Linked DNA regions of Homo sapiens: region 1 is linked to region 2. Evidence: chromatin loops called from intact Hi-C (ENCODE). Cell type or tissue: CD4-positive, alpha-beta T cell. All regions are shown on one strand. Links, peaks and the distances in the headings refer to the core of each region. The heading gives the core; the rest is flanking DNA.

Region 1 (8,413 bases), core at 284-8,283, 230 kb after region 2:
GATGGAGCTCAGATTATAAAGTTTGAGAATAAATTTGGTAAACCCAATCGCAAAGAAGAGTACTTGAAATAAATGTTATGTTGCCTATATCTTTGGTTCACAAAAAAGAATGTAGGACTTTTCCTAATATTTGATGACATTGAACCCTTTCCGTTTATAGAGTTCTTCAAACTGTACAGGTGCCCATGAGTCAATCTGAGTAATTGCCCCAAGCCTTCTAAGATAAGGAACTTCTCAGTTACAAAATTCTGTTATTCCATCGAACACAGCCTGTGATTCTTCTGAGGGATCTAAAAGACCAGAACTGTTTCTTACTTGCATTTTCTTATGTTAACAAAAAGCCTTACTGCTGCTTTTCTGTTTACAGGGCGGTAGTCATGGTTTGTTTGGAAACAGCACAGCACAATCGAGAGGTCTGCACACACCCGTGCAGCCACTAAATTCTTCTCCCAGTCTCCGGGCGCAAGTGCCTCCCCAGTTTATTTCCCCCCAGGTAAGCAATTTTACGTTCCTGTGATTCAAAATGAAAGACCATTTCACATCATTACCAGTTGTTAACTGATTTTTGTGGGCATAAAAAGAATGATAGTAAGTAGCATAAAATATGAAAAAGCCATCTTTTCTTGACCTTTTGGCTAAGATCAAGTAGAGTAAAATATGAAATATCTAGCTGCCAAAGATGAAGACTTTTAGAACAAAATCTCAAATCTCATTTTTTATTTCATCATGCATACCAACAAAGTAGATATTTTTGCATGAAAAGCTTATTATTCTATTCCTTTTAGATCTCCTATTTTTCTAACTATATTTTTTGAAACTGCATATAATTAAAACTGCTTTATAAGTTCTGATGTGTCAATGTTCAGAGGCTGGTTGCCCTCAAGGATTCACCCAAAGATAAAAAGAGAATTCAGCCTGGCACAGTGGCTCATGCCTGTAATCCCAGCACTTTGGGAGGCCAAGGTGCTTGAGGCCAGGATCACTTGAGTCCCGGAGTTTGAGACCAGCCTGGCCAACATGGCGAAACCCTGTTTCTGCCAAAAAACACAAATTAGCCAGGCATAAAGAACAAAACAAAAATTAGCTGGGCATGGTGGCACATGCCTGTAATCCTAGCTACTCAAGAGGCTGAGACAGTAGAATCGCTTGTACCCAGGAGGCAGAGGTTACAGTGAACCGAGATGATGCCACTGCACTCCAGCCTGGGTTATAGAGCGAGACTCCATTTCAAAAAAAAAAATAGAAAATGAGAATTGCCAGATTCTGGATTATTCTGAAAATGTTGAGGAGCTGTATGCCAACATAGCAATTAGGTGCTCTAGGGGGAGTTTTAGAACTAATGAAGTAGCAGAGACTCCTGGATTCAACTCTTATTCATGAGCAGCTCTGTGTACGACATAGTCCATTGGATACCATGGGAACCATTTAGGTCTGTCCCTTAGTAGGAGATGTGCAAAGAGATGGTGCTTTGTTTTGGGGATAAAGGTGAGAGATTTGTGTTAGTCTACCACATACTTTCCCTGTTCCCCTTTGTGAGAAAGCAGGCGTGAGGATAGAGTAATAGCTGATAAGCTCATGCAAGGATTCAGTGTGTGGCCTTAGTCCCTCCTTAGAATGTTATTTTAATAAACCAAGCTTTGAGTCTGTTTCATCCTTAAAAGAAGATGGGAGCGCTTATTAGATCCAACCAGCAGGTTGTAAAGGTTCAGTTTTTGTTGTTTTTGTGTTTTTATTTATTTTTATTTTTTGGAGGTAGAGTCTCACTCTGTCACCCAGGCTGGAGTGCAGTGGTGTGATCCATAGCTCATGGCAAGCTCAAACTCTTGGGCTCAAGCAGTCCTCCCTCCTCAGCCTCCAAGTAGCTGGGGACTACAGATGCACACCACCAAGCTTGGCTGGTTTTAAGTATTGTGTAGAGGTGGAGTCATGCTATGTTGCCCAGGCTGGTCTCAAGCTCCTTGACTCCAGCAGTCCTTCCACCTCAGCCTCCCAAAGCACTGGGATGACAGGCATGAACCACCGTGCCCAGCCTGTTTTGTTTTTTGAAATGCCCTTTAAGACCAGGGCTTAAAATATTTATTTGAAAAGATCAACTATAGATTTCAAATTCTAGTTTTAATGTTCTGAGTCTGTATCTTTCTTAGTGGGGGAGGTCAGGTTTCTCCACACCCCTTCCTTGCCTCCCCGTCATCACCACCAACTGCCTCTCCAAGGTCTTGCCTGGGAGTCTGGGACTGTGTCCCCTTGGCACCTCTCCTCTTCTTTCCCTCTAAGTTCCAGTCATCCTTCAAGCCCCAGGTAGAGGTTTGTCCTTTAGACAGAGCCATTTCTGACTTCCCTGGCACTCTACAATGGCAGTGTCTTCTTAAGTCTTGGAGCATACACATACTTTACAGTATCCTTTGGTATCAGGCTGACAGTCATCCATGGTTATCAAATATCTGTAGCATGTTAGATAATGTCTTCATCGTGCACAGATGGAGAAAATGCCATCTCTCTCTCTGCAGCCTCTTGGAGTTGGTGGCAGAGGGGTGGGTTGAGGTGAGGAGGAGGTGATAGCAGAATTCCCAGCAGATAGTGTGATAAATGTATAGAAATGTTTAACAGAGTTTGGGTAATCGGCTGAGCCTTCACACTAGCAGTGACGTCTGAGTCTTAAAGAATGAGTCAGAATTTTCTGAGCACACCAGATTAAAAGTGCCTTCTAAGCAGCAGGAGCCTCATGTGCAAGGGGCAATAATATCTAGAAGAACATAGCATTTGGGGGAAAGGCAGTTACTCTGAATAATTAGTTAGAGCTTGTTGAAACGTACACACAAATGCACACACACTGTCTTAGAATAGAAAAGAAAGGAACTAGACAAGAAGTATGGGACCAAATTTGGAAAAGGTGTTTGCTTTGCTTAGGATTTGGGACTTGGCCCTATGGGCCAATCCTTTTCAACGTGGTTTACAACCATTATTTGGGTTGCTACTTAAAGACACAGTTCCCAGGTCTCCAGTCTTCTGTGACAGGTGGCTTTGGGACTTAGTCACCCCCGTGTGATCTTTATGTGCACTTACAGTTTGGCCACTGCTGTAGACAATATACTATTAAAGATTTTTCAGCTGAGTAGTGATGTAGGAAAATTTAAGGTTTAGAAGATGCTGGGTGCAGTGGCTCACACCTGCAATCCCAGCCCTTTGGGAGGCTGAGGCAGGCAGATTGCTTCAGCCCAGGAGTTTGAGACCAGCCTGGACCACATAGTAAAACCCCATCTCTACAAATTTTTTTTTTTTTTTTGAGTTGGAGTCTCACTCTGTTGCCCAGGCTGGAGTGCAGTGGCACAATCTCTGCTCACTGCAACCTCCGCCTCCCAAGTTCAAGTGATTCTCCTGCCTCAGCCTCCCGAGTAGCTGGGACTACAGGAGTGTGCCACTATGCCTGGCTAATTTTTGTATTTTTAGTAGAGACGGCATTTCACTATGTTGGCCAGGCTGGTCTCGAACTCCTGACCTCCTGATCCACCCGCCCTGGCCTCCCAAAATGCTGGGATTACAGGCGTGAGCCACTGTGCCCAGCTTTTTTTTTTTTTTTTTTTTGAGGCAGAGTCTCTCTCTCACTCAGCTCACTGCAACCTCCACCTCCTGGGTTCAAGTGATTCTTGTGCCTCAGCCTCCTGAGTAGCTAGGATTACAAGCATGCGCCACCACGCCTGGCTAATTTTTGTATTTTTAGTAGAGATGGGGTTTCACCATGTTGGCCAAGCTGGTCTGGGACTCTTGACCTCAAGTGATCCACCCCACCTTGACCTCCCAAAGTGCTGGGATTACAGGCGTGAGCCACCGCGCCCAGCCTACAAAAAATTTTTTTTAATGATCCAGGCATGGTGGTGTGTACCTTTAGTCCCAGCTGCTCAGGAGGCTGAGGTGGGAGGATAGATTGAGTCTGGGAGGCGAGGCTGCAGTGAACCACGATCAAGCCACTGCACTCCAGCCTGGGCAACAGAGCAAGACCCCGTCTCAAAAAAGAAAAAAAGAGGAAGGGAGGGAGGGAACAAACAAACACTGGAAGTAATATAGAGGACATGTTTGAATGGCAGGAGTACTAGAGCAAAAGAGTGCAGTTGCAGGACTAGTACAGGAGTCTAGGTAAGGCAGCGACAGTGGGAATTAACCTTCTTGTGGAAGTCACCTCTGATCTTTTCCTTGCATAATATGATGATCTGTTCTCTAGTCTCTTCTTACTCAGTGTATCAGCAGCATTTGACAGAGTTCCCCTCCTTTCTGAAGCACTTCCTGTGTTTGGCTTTTGGACACCTACTACACTGGTTCTCCATCTGCCTCTCCTTCTCCATCTCCTTTACGAGTTCCTCCTCAAGTTCTCAATACATATTCAGCAGAATGTCCCAGATCTCAACCTTCGAACCTCTCCTCACCATCTGTAGTCAGTGCCAGGTGATCTTACCAAGTGGAATGACTTTAAGCACTGAATTCCAAAATTGTGTCTTCAGCCCACATCATTTTTCCTCAACTCCACAGACTACTCATAGGTTGCCTTACAGGTTAACATGTTCAAAACACAGCTTCTGATCTCACCCCACACTGCCCTCAAAAACATCCCCTTAACTCCCAGCAAATGGCACTCTCATCCTATAGGAGTTCAGGCCAAAAACCTTGGAGCTCGTGACCATGTTCATTGCATCAGTAAGACTGCCCTTCAAACCTTTATCCAAAAGCGGATCCTTTTTTACCACTTTCAACAGCACAGGCCCTGGCCAAGCCACCGCCGTTTCTGTCTAGGTTATTGCAGTGACTTCCTGCCTGTTCCCCACCCTGCCTCGGCTCAACATTTGCCTGTCTCACGTCTGAGTCAGACTGATTCTCTGACACCGCACTGTCCAGTGTGATAGCCGTCAGCCACATCAGCCCTTGAAATGTGGCCGCTGGACTGGAAGCACTGAATTTTAAATTTTATTTTAATTAACTTAAATAGCCACGTCTGGTTCATAGTCACTGTGCAGACAGCACAGACGTAGAACGTGTCGGCGTTGCAGGAAGTTCTGCACAGCACTGTGCTAAAACAAAAGGCAGGTTGTGTTACTCTTTCAGCGGGAATCCCCTCGTGGCTGGTTCTCTCGCTGAGAATGCAAGGCAAAAGCAAAGTCTTTACTCTGGTCTTTGAGGTTCCTGGTGATCCCACCTCCCCACAAGTACAGGTCACTGTCCCATACCTTCATGCTGCTCCAGCCAAGTGGCCCCCACACACCAAGCATACGCTTAGAACATCCTTCCCAGATGGCAGCATGGCTCAGTCTTTATCTCCTTCAGCTCTCTGCTTCTCTGCCACCTTCCCTAGGAGCTTTCTCAGGGCAGCTACGTACAGTGTGCAGCCTGCCCTGTCACTCCCCCACCCCCCGACCCGCTTGCTCCTTGTCTTTTCTCCCTCTCTGCCCCGCGCCTAGGAGTATAATAAGCTTCACAGTGGCAGGGTCTGGGCCTGCTGTGTTCACTGCTGGAGCCTGAGCAGGGCATGTATTTTGAGCTCGGTGACTATATATCAAGTCATGGGAAGATGCATATCAGAGTGATTTCAAAAGTGGAATTGTTGGGAAAGTTGCAGTTAACTTTGTGTGAGAGACTTGGGTACTACAGATCTCTTTATGACCAAAGTGTCTGCTCTACCCAAAAAAGAAAATTACTTGTGTTCCCTCCATTTTTGAATTTTGTTTTATTTATTTAATGCATACTGGGAGCAGAATATTAAATATTGGATTATTCTGTCTTTTCCCAACATTTCTGTATTTCTAAAAAATGAAGCAGTTGGGTAACTCTGAAGAAAGAAAAGGCCAGGCACGGTGGTTTACTCCTATAATCCCAGCACTTTGGGAGACCAAGATGGGCAGATTGCTTGAGCCCAGGAGTTCAAGACCAGCCTGGGCAATATGGCAAAACCTGTCTCTAACAGAAATACAAAAAATTAGCCGGGCATGGTGGTGCATGCTGTAGTCCCAGCTACTTGGGAGGCTGAGGTGAGAGGATGACCTGAGCCCAGGAGGTTGAGGCTGCAGTGAGCCATGGTGACACCGCTGCAATCCAGCCTGGGTGACAGTGATATCCTGTCTTAAAAAAAAAAATGAAAAAGACAAGATAACCACACACAGTTTGGATAGCGGAGAAACAAATTCTTAAAGAAACCTCCAACCCAAATACAATGACAGGAATTATTTTTACTAATTCCCTATTCAGACACTATTCATATACAGGGATGCTTTTCACATTATTGCACTCAGGGTCACTAGAACCTGATGTTAACATTGTGTCCTTGAATTTTCTGCTGTTGCTATGTAGCATTCACGGTGATCATAATGATGTTTCATCAGGTAGATTTACCTTGATTTACTTAACATTCCCTTCCCCCACTGTTGAGTATTAAATTGTTTTTAATTTTTCCCTGTTACAAATAATGCTGCAGAGAAATCCTTATACATAAACCCTTGCCCACATTTTTTCTAAATTTAGTTGCCCAAAATGAAATTTCTGGGTCAAAGCACATTAATATTTTAAAAGGTTTTGATAAATACCAGATTTTATATTCCTTTTGACCACATTATAGGGGCAATCAGTAGTTAATGTAAACATAGAAGATACTGAGGCCGGGCTCAGTGGCCCATGCCTGTAATCCCAGCACTTTGGGAGGCCAAGGCAGGTGGATCACCTGAGATCAGGAGTTTGGGACCAGCCTGGCCAACATGCTGAAACCCCATTTCTACTAAAAATACAAAAACTTAACTGGGTGTGGTGGCAGGCGTCTGTAGTCCCAGCTGCTCAGGAGGCTGAGGTAGGAGAATGGCATGAACCCTGGAGGCGGAGCTTGCAGTGAGCCGAGATCGTGCCACTGCGCTCCAGCTTGGGCGACAGAGCAAGACTCCGTCTCAAAAAAAAAGCCAGGCATGGTGGCGCACACCCGTCTGTCGTCCCAACTGCTCAGGAGGCTGAGGCAGGAGAATCGCTTGAACCCAGGAGGTGGAGGTTGCAGTGAGCTGAGATTGTGCCACTGCACTCTAGCCTGGGCGACAGAGTGAGACTCCATCTCAAAAAAAAAAAAAAAAAGGATGACACTGAAACTTCTAAGATTTGTTACAAATATTCCGGGCCTTGGGTTTCTACCATGCCTGTTTCCTCCAGTTACTCAAATACAATATTGAGAAAGTAACATATTCCAGCAGGCTTTTGTCCTGACTTTAAATTGCTGTCATTTTGCACCTGCAGTGCTTTGTTAAATGCCATATCGATTGCAACAAGATCTTTACTTTCTCCAATCCAGCAGGAGATTGAAGGGCTTTTAAACCAGAATAATTAACTCCCTGAAATGGAGAATGTGCAGACCTGCACCACCGTGATTCCTCTGCAGCCCAGGCGGGCGTGAGCAGGTGTTTGCCTGGAGCCTAGTGGCGCTTTTCCCTGGTCCTTCTGTATTCTTTGGAGAGGGGCAGTACATTTGCAATCCTAAGAAAGGAGAAGTTGAGCACGGCTGGGATAGGAATTTCTCAAAAATTACACTTTTATTGTCTCTAAAATTGTCAGTTTATGGAACATACGAGCTGGTGGCTTCTAAAGATCACTTTCCTATGCTTTTCTTTATATTCTTTCTGCATGTGTCTCTCTGTCTTTAAACAATCTGTTGTTTTCATTTTGCCTTTTTTGCACTTAACCCATATAGTATAGAGCCTCCTTCTTTTGTTGTGCTATTTTTACTTGTATTATTTCAAATATATTCCCATGTGGATTTGGGCAGCTATGGTTCATATGATATTCCATTATATGACTATACCATAATTTACCTATTCTACTACCAGGTCTACTGTTCATAGACATTTGGATTGCTTCTAGATGTTTGTTGTTATGAGCAGTGCTGCTATAATATCCTTTTCTTTTTTTTTTTTTTTTTTTTTTTGAGGCAGAGTCTCCCTCTGTTGCCCAGGCTGGAATGCAGTGGCGTGATCGCAGCTTACTGCAACTCTGCCCCCGGGTTCAAGCAATTCTCCTGCCTCAGCCTCCTAAGTAGTTGGAACTACAGCTGCCAGCCACCATGCCTGGCTAATTTTTGTATTTTTAGTAGAGACAGGATTTCACATGTTGGCCAGTCTGGTCTCGAACTCCTGGCCTCACGTGATCTGCCCACCTTGGCCTCCCAAAATGCTGGAGTTACAGGCATGAGCCACCGTGCCTGGCCTGCTATAATATTCTCATGTTTGTCTCCCAGGATGAATTTCTCGATGGTACTGCTGGGTCACGGGCAGGTTTTACTTTGGTGGTTTCTTTAGCTAATTTTGAGTAGTAGGAATGCCTGAGGGCGGGGGCGGAGGGGGGTAGGGGAATGGTGGGGAATAATGGGTTCTTGCCCTGTTACTGTGTCTCCCATGCTTGCTCC
Region 2 (8,413 bases), core at 228-8,227:
AGACATCTCAGTTCAGAGTAACCACATTTCAAGTGCTCAGTAGCCACATGTGGCTAGTGGCTACCATGTTGGACAGCACAACTCTAAACCATGCTCTCCACATAGTTGAAGGGCCATACCTGGGTACTTCCAGCCACTGGTCTTTTGGCTACTATTCCCCTCACCTAGAACCAGCTTCCTTATCCAAATGTGCCAACCTTCCTTGCCAAGAAACACAAGGGGACCCCAAGATCAAAGGGGGACCCTAAGATTAAAATTTAAGTTCTCGTCATATTCTCTGAAAACTTTTAACAATTTTTTTGGTGTCATTGTTTTTTTCATATAGTGATTACTTACGGTCTTTACCAATTTGCGTTATAATCAGAGGTAATATTACAATATTTAACAACAGATAAAGCATGAACCAATAAGAATCGGTGTCTGATGAATTAGAATTGATGGCAGCTGTACACAGCCTCAGTGTTCTCATTTGTGTGTACCTGCTTAATAGCAACGCTGTGTATTGTATTTTTTTTTTTTTTTTTTTTTTTTTTTGTTGAGGCAGGGTCTTACTCTGTCACCCAGGCCGGAGTGCAGTGGCATAAACATGGCTCATTGCAACCTCCATCTCCTGGGCTCAAGCAGTCCTCCCACCTCAGCCTCCTGAACAGCTGGAACTACAGACACGCACCTCCACACCTGGCTCATGTTTTGTAGAGATGAGGTCTCACTATGTTGCCCAGGCTGGTCTGGATCTCCCAGGCTCAAGCAATCTGCCTGCCTTAGCCTCCCAAAGTGCTGGGATTACAGGCGTGAGCCACCATGTCTGGCCTGTGTATTGTTGACTTCCCCATAGGACTGAGTTTCTTGAAGGCAGGCATTTATCTTACCCGCTTTGTATCCCTAGAACAGTTTCTGACCAGTTGTGTAGTAGTAGGCAGTGTGTAAATGTTTTAAATAAATGAACAAATGTTACCTTCTATTCTCTTTTATTCTTTTTATGTGCTATGCTTTGTCTTTCTAGTTAGAAACTGAAATGTAAGTCCTTTGAGTACAGAGATCATGAATTACGAAGGTGTATATGGTATATTTGCTTGGTTGTCTTCATGGGAGCATTTCACCATCCTCTGAATGTCGATTTGTGCTTTCTTTTTCCCCCAAACCACCTTATTGAGGTATGACTGACATACTAAAAGCTTTAGGTATTTAACATATACCACTCGATGTGTTTGGAGATTTTCTTTAAAAAAAAAAAAAAAAAACTATGTTTAGATATTGTTATGGATTTTCAGGTTGGGTCATTAATGAAGTTTGACAGTTTTAATAAGACTGACTTTCTTTGTGGTTTATAAACAGGCTCCGAAAGCAGCTTCAAAAGTAGAGCTCCAAAATAGTTCCATAATTATTGTAATTAATGCAAGTCTTCCAGAATTCGGGCAGAGTTGGAGAGTCTCTGAATTAGGAGTCAAAAGTCCTGGATTCATTTGTATTGCTGACATTTGCTTGAGTGCATACTGGGTGCCAAGCGCAGGAATGACTGAAAATTCAAAAACTACAGTATGGAAAAAAAAATACCCCTTTAACACACAGGTGAAATGGTTAATTCTTCCTAGGAAGATTGAATTTCTCTCTGTTCTCTTAGACTTTACTCATTTCTGACATAGACTACATTATATCATGTTTCTTAATCTGTCTCTCCTGCTGGATTGCAAATTTCTTAAGTGAGACTATTGTAGTCATCTTTGCATCCCTAGGCACATACTGTACTGTGTCTGTCATATCGTAGACACTCAAATGTTTGTTAAATAAATAACTTGAAGTAAGTTACTTAGCTTTGCAGAGTCTTAGTTTTTTCTTTTGCAAGTAGGAACTTCTCTACTTCAGAGAATTGTTGAAACTGTAGTGAGAATAATCTTTTAAAACTACAGATGTGTTCTGTGTATATCTTAATTTAAAACATTTACTTAAAAAGCAAGTGTAAATCTGATCATATTTCTCCCCTACTTAAAACTGTTAATAACTGGGTGCACAGGCTCGTGCCTGTAATCCCAGCACTTTGGGAAGCTGAGGTGGGTGAATATCTTGAGCTCAGGAGGTCAAGACCAGCCTGGGCAACATAGCAAAACCCTGTCTCTGCAAAAAATACAAAAATTAGCTGGGCGTGGTGGTGCCTGCCTGTAGTCCCAGCTACTCAGGAGGCTGAGGTGGGAGGCTAGCTTGAGCCTGGAGGCAGAGGTTGCAGTCAGCCGAGATTGCGCCACCACACTCCAGTGTGGGTGACAGAGTGAGACCCTGTCTCAAAAACAAAACTGTCAGTGAGGCCTAAAGACCCTGATAAGAACCTGAATTCTTGTTCTTGCCTTTTTCACTGACTGCCCAGTGAAGCTTCTGCCAGCGTCCCCTGCCTCTTTTCCTACTGTCTTCCCCCTTGCTGAGTGTACTCTCACCATACTGACCCTCTTCAAGTTCCGGAAATGTGTGTTCTTCACTACCCAAGGTCCCTTCCTTGAGCATACTATTCTCACAGCTGGAAGCCCGCAGGCCCAACCTTAGTTAATGCCTCTTCAATCCTGAGCTCAGTGTGTGTGTCTCCTCTTTAATGACTTCCTAATCACCCCGCCCCACATTAGAAGATATCAATTGTATAATTATTTAATTTGTATATTATATTTCCCCTTCTGGAAAATAGCTACATGAATAAAAATACTCTGTTTTATTCACATTTGTGTCACCAACATCTAGCACTGTGAGTTGCACATAGTAGGTCCTCAATAAATATTTTTTCAAATGAAGTTAAGAAAGAGAATTTAAAATAGAATTTCTAAAAAACCTCATTTTAGGCAAAGCTTGGTGGCTCATGCATGTAATGCCAGCACTTTGGGAGGCCAAGGCAGGCAGGTCACTTGAGTCCAGGAGTTCGAGACCAGCCTGGGTGACATGGTGAAACCCATCTCTACAAAAAAAAAAAAAATTAGCTGGTTGTAGTAGTGCGCGCCAGTAGTCCCAGCTACTCGGGAGGCTGATACAGGAAGGTTGCTTGAGCCCGGGAGGCAGAGGTTGCAGTGAGCTGAGATTGCACCATTAAGCTCCAGCCTGGGTGACAGAACAAGACTCCGTCTCCAAAAAAAGAAAAGAAATTATGCTTGGGCTTGACATGATGACGCTCTCACTAAACATTTGAATGCATAGACATGCTGAATGCTGTGCTAGGAGCCAGGACTACAGAGGTGGGGCGAAAGGAGATCTTTGTTCCCAAGGAATGCACAGCCAGGTGGGTGAGACAGATGTGGACACAGATGAGTGCCATTTAGTGTAATAAGTGCTGTAATAGACAGTACAAGAGGTGCTGCGGGGATGAAAAGGAAGGTCATCAACACGATGGGGAGGTTGAGAAAGCCTTCCCAGGGAAGGTGACACTCACACTAAGTTGTGGAGGAAAAGGGCATTTCCGGCAGAGAGAACAGCCTGTGTAGAGGCATGGGGGAGCGTTTTTAGTATGTGGAGAAGATGACCGGCACAGCGGTATGCTTTACAAGGCTGGCATTAGGGTACAGGGCTAATAGCTGACTTACAGTTGAACCATGATATGTCAGACTCAGCCTCTTACTCCACTGCAGTTTAGGACAGGAAATGACCTTAGAATAATGATCTGAATCTGTATGTTTGAATTCATAAAGGCATAGAGTACCATTCAGAGAAGATAATCATAAACCACAACGGCACTTGTCACTTCTAGTTAATATACTTGCTTCAGTGGTGTACCTATAACCATGCAAATGATGTTAGGTGGAATTAGAAAGTGGTGACTCATTTAAGCTTATCTGTAGGAGCAGAGAGTGTAAAGGAAGTGACTTCTAGATCACCTGAGGTGAGTGCTGATACCATCTCAAATGGATCAGACACTGAACCAGTGAAAGAGAGGAAATCAGAAAAGAGGACTACCCAGAAGGGCCTCTGGTATATGTTCTGGGAAAGACAGTTCCTACAGCTTGAAGGTCTTTACATATCTCCAAGTCTCCAAGTGGTTCACTGAGCTAACATTAATCTAATTTAATTCTCAACCAGATTTGAAAAAGGGAGATTAATTGGATAAAAATGTAGCCCATTTTCCTTCATTTACTCCTATTTGTTTTCAATGTCTCTTTCCTTTTCTGTCTCCTCCTATCCATTTTTCTCTCCCTGTTACTCTTAAGTAGTGTCTCCTTTCCCCATCCACCCCATCTCTAGCCATCTTCCATTCTATTTCCGCTAAGTTGCTTTCAGTTGCAGGATGTCCATACCTTGTTGGCTAAACTAATGTTTCTCAGCTTTGCATATTCAGAGCTTGATATTTTTCAAATGGGAAGAAGTGATTATGCTCTGGTAGTGCTGATTACACTCACAAGATGTTAATTGACTTACGGTAATGCCGATTTCTGCAAGTTCTGTGTATGTATTTGATCTACATAACAAAGGGCTAAGGAGCTAAGTGATGATAGGGAGAATGGTAGTAATGAATGCAGTTTAGTTTAAGATGTTTGGAAGAGAAAGGACAGAGAAAAATGGAAGCAGGACGAGGTTGAGAAGGCAACACCTTTAAGTAAGATAGAAAATCAGGCTGGGTGCAGTGGCTCATGCCTGTAATCCCAGCACTTTGGGAAGCCAGAGTAAGAGGATCACTTGAGGCCAGGAGTTCGAGACCAGCTTGAGCAACATAGTGAGACCCCCATCTCTACAAAAAATGTTTTAAACATCAACTGAGCATGATGGCACATGCCTGTAGTCCTAGCTACTCAAAAGGCTGAGGCAGGAGGATTGCATGAGCCCAGGAGTTGGAGGCTGCGGTGAGCTAGGATTGCATCACTACACTCCAGCCTGAGAGACAGAGTGACACCCTGTCTCAAAAAAAAAAAAAAAAAGAAAGAAAAATCTATAATCTATTAAAAGATATACAGGAAGCACCCAGCGGAGAAAGAAAAATGGAAGTTGCTTGAATAGAGATGGTAGCAGATTTGATGGGGCAAGGCCACCAGATTCCTCCCATGGGCACAGGTAGACTATATTCATTGGAAGTTCCTTGTAGTATCTCAACAGAGTAAGAAGTCGTCATGGGTTCTCATCTTGGATACCTTGAGCTCAAAATGAGTTTATGCTACTTTGTTTTGTCATGGCACCCACTAGAATGGTTTGCACATAGTAGGTGTAAACAGTCGAGATAAAGTCACAGGATTGAAAGATGATACTGATTATACCTTTAAACTTCTTACCAGGTAACACTATCTGTGGTTTATGACAAGGGAACATGTTTATTAATCCTCTTGTGAATAGTACAGTTACATTGAATTTTTTTCCTAAAGGTGTTGATTTATTAAATGTGTACATTGAAAATATGCCAGGTTTTTTTTTTTTTTTTTTGAGACAGAGTTTCGCTCTTGTTGCCCAGGCTGGAGTACAATGGCACCATCTCGGCTCGTCGCAACCTCCGCCTCCTGGGTTCAAGTGATTCTCCTGCCTCAGCCTCCCGAGTAGCTGGGATCACAGGCGTGTGCCACCACGCCCGGCTAATTTTGTATTTTTAGTAGAGACAGGATTTCTCCATGTTGGTCAGGCTGGTCTCAAACTCCTGACCTCAGGTGATCCGCAGCCTCCCAAAGTGCTGGGATTACAGGCGTGAGCCACCCTGCCTGGCCCAGAATTTTCATAATGGTGTTTTGGCATGTCTTTATTTAAAAAAATATATATACATATCTCGAGCCTCAAAAACTGGAAGTGGACCAGGCTTTCTAACCTGGAGACCCCCTGGTCAGCATATCAAGAGAAATGTCTTGGGTACTTGCTGGGTACAAGATTCTGATGTGGAGGAAGGCAATCCAAAGTAAAAGATGAAACAGCTGCTCTCTGAGGAGCTAAATGTCTTTCTCCTGTGAAAATCCTGCTGATGGTGTCTCATGCTCAGTAATATCCTTTTCCTGAGGAGAGGTTTTACTCAGATGTTATCTCTGTAGACCTTCTAAATAAAGACTTTCCTGTTAGATGTACCATGGACAACAGATTTTAAGTTAATATTTCACCATCTACTCTTTAGTCAATTTTGTCAACCTTCTTTTTACTATACAAGTTTTATATTTTTACACCAATATGTTTAAAATTTACAGTGTTTTATCTTGCATTTTGGCTCAATTGCCTTAAACAAAAGGCCACAATACTTACTGATTCCAGCTTAAACCATGCAGGTGGGTCTGTGGACTGCTCCAGAAAGAGGAGATCTTTTTATGCCCCATACCCCAGTATGTAGCCAAAAGGCTCAGAGGGGAAAATACTACTTTTACAACACCAAAAAACAAAAACAAAACATAAACGGTAAAAAAGGCTCTTGGTAGAAATCACAAAGAGAAGAAGAATGAATGAAGATGTAAAAGACATCACATTTCAAGCCAGTAAGGGATGGTTTGAAAACTTTAAAAAGGGGGCCCTCTACCTGTCCTCCAAAACTTGTGACTCAATGTGCTTTAGCACAATGTGCTTTAGCACAATGTGACACAATGTGCTTTAGCACATTGTGGCGCCAGCCTGCGCTTCCTGAACTGGCCAGAGCCGGGACTCAACCGATGCAGCACGTTAGCTTTGGAAGCAGACAGTCTCTAGACTGACTGACTGTACTGAAAAATGTGTATTTCATGTCATTTTCTCTTGCTTTGCTTTAACCTCCTATTTTTCAGACCTTGGGCTTATCATTCAGGGTGCTTTTCAGAAAGGTAACTGGAGGCTGGAGAGGGGCCCCTACTTCACCTCCGTCTGGAGAGGCGTGATGCTGTTGGATACCCTGTCGCTGGCAACCCACCTGCCCAGTACTTGAATCTTGAAATTCTGACACATTGAATCTGGAAACATTGCCATATCCTTTAGTTTTTCTTTTCTCTGTGGCTTTGGACTTTGACCTTCTCATTTTTATGTTCATGCCACCATCCTGAATCTAAATCATCCTTGGTCTATTTCTGGGTTATTTAAATAGCTCTCTAGTCAGTTGTCTTGTTTCTAGTTTCTCCCCAGAAAACATTTCCTACGTACTATTTTCTTTTCCTTTCTTTAGCAACCTGTCCTTACTGTGTGAAATCCAAACACCTTTGTTCCAGCCAAGTTCGTTTACTGCTCCCATTTATCAACTGTCATTTCTTTCTTTTGAATCTTTGCGTTCTGTACAATCTTTTCTCTGTTTTCCATATTATTTTCTCTCTTTTTGTCCCCATGCTCTATAAAGGTTTGACTTATGTAAAATTTTCTCCCTGCTTCTGGCTGCCAATTCATTGTCCCCCTTACTCTCAAAAAGCCTTCTCGAAACTTTGTCTTCCTGAAAGCCTTTCTTAAGTAACGCCTCCTTCATTTGGATATAGTTTGTTCTTACTGATATGATTGTGATGATAATGAATTACGTAGACTTTGCTAATTGCATTCATTAGTTCTAATGGCATTTTTATAGATTTCGATGTTTTTTTAAACAAATATATCATTTACAAAGAAAGACAAATTTACTTTCCAGTCTTTGAGTTCTAATTCATACCTTAATGTCCTGGCTAGTACTTCGAGTACCATGCTGAACAGAAGTGATACGAGTGGGCATTCTTGCTTTTCTCCTGTGTCTTAGGGAGAAAGTATTTAGTCTTGTATCACTAACTGTGGTATGATCTGTGCGTTTTCATAGTTGCACTTTATCAGGTTCCAGAATTTCTCTTTTAATCCTAGTTTACTGAGAGTTTTTAATCAGGAATGGAGATTGTTTCATTGGATGTGCTTTTTAAAATATATTAAAATATGTTTTTTCTTTTTTAGTCTGTTAACATGGTAAATTATTTTGACTGACTTTTGAACATTAAACAACCCTGGATTCCTGGGATAAGCCCCATTGGTCATGATAGAGTTTGGTTTTTTTTTTTTTTTTTTTTCCCCCCGAGACGGAGTCTCGCTCTGTTGCCAGGCTGGAGTGCACTGGTGCAGTCTCGGCTCACTGCAACCTCCGCCTCCCAGGTTCAAGCGATTCTCCTGCCTCAGCCTCCTGAGTAGCTGGTACTACAGGCACACACCACCATTGCCTAGCTAAGTTTTGTATTTTTAGTAGAGATGGGACGGGGTTTCACTGTGTTGGCCAGGCTGGTCTCAAACTCCTGGCCTCGTGTGATCCACCCGCCTCGACCTCCCAAAAGTGCTGGGATTTCAGGCGTGAGGCACTGTGCCCGGCCATCATTTTTTTTTTCTTTTTTTTTTTTTTTAATTTAGCAAAAAAAGTTTTAACATAAAAAATGCACATGACTTTTTTTTTTATTATTTTTATTATTTTTTTATTTTTTTGACAAAAAGTCTCACTCTGTTGCCCAGGCTAAAGTGCAGTGGCACGATCTCCACTCACTGCAACCTTCACTTCCTGAGTTCAGGTGTGTGCCACCACACCCGGCTAATTTTT

The links. A loop is a pair of places that touch in the nucleus more often than their neighbours do. Peaks named below come from ENCODE experiments on the same cell type or tissue, not always from the same donor. Only the 100,000 strongest peaks of a DNase experiment are listed, where the experiment ranks them.
Region 1: a loop joins it to region 2, with 4 times the contacts of the local background. A loop is called at or near these places in 4 of 110 quality-filtered maps.

What each region holds. Positions count from the first base shown.
Region 1 is chr22:40,285,278-40,293,690 of GRCh38, forward strand. It overlaps TNRC6B (trinucleotide repeat containing adaptor 6B), which reads left to right. Exons shown (of 23, transcript NM_001162501.2): 12 at 368-493. Among named protein-coding and RNA genes, the nearest start is that of ADSL, 57 kb to the right of the region's middle. In CD4-positive, alpha-beta T cell, for the core only: no CTCF peak of the experiment used is centred there; DNase peaks (open chromatin) are centred at 4,224, 4,824 and 5,074; H3K4me3 peaks cover 269 bases; H3K27ac peaks cover 5,262 bases.
Region 2 is chr22:40,051,938-40,060,350 of GRCh38, forward strand. It overlaps a transcript of TNRC6B not described here. Among named protein-coding and RNA genes, the nearest start is that of TNRC6B-DT, 12 kb to the left of the region's middle. In CD4-positive, alpha-beta T cell, for the core only: no CTCF peak of the experiment used is centred there; DNase peaks (open chromatin) are centred at 3,814 and 6,534; H3K4me3 peaks cover 557 bases; H3K27ac peaks cover 1,671 bases.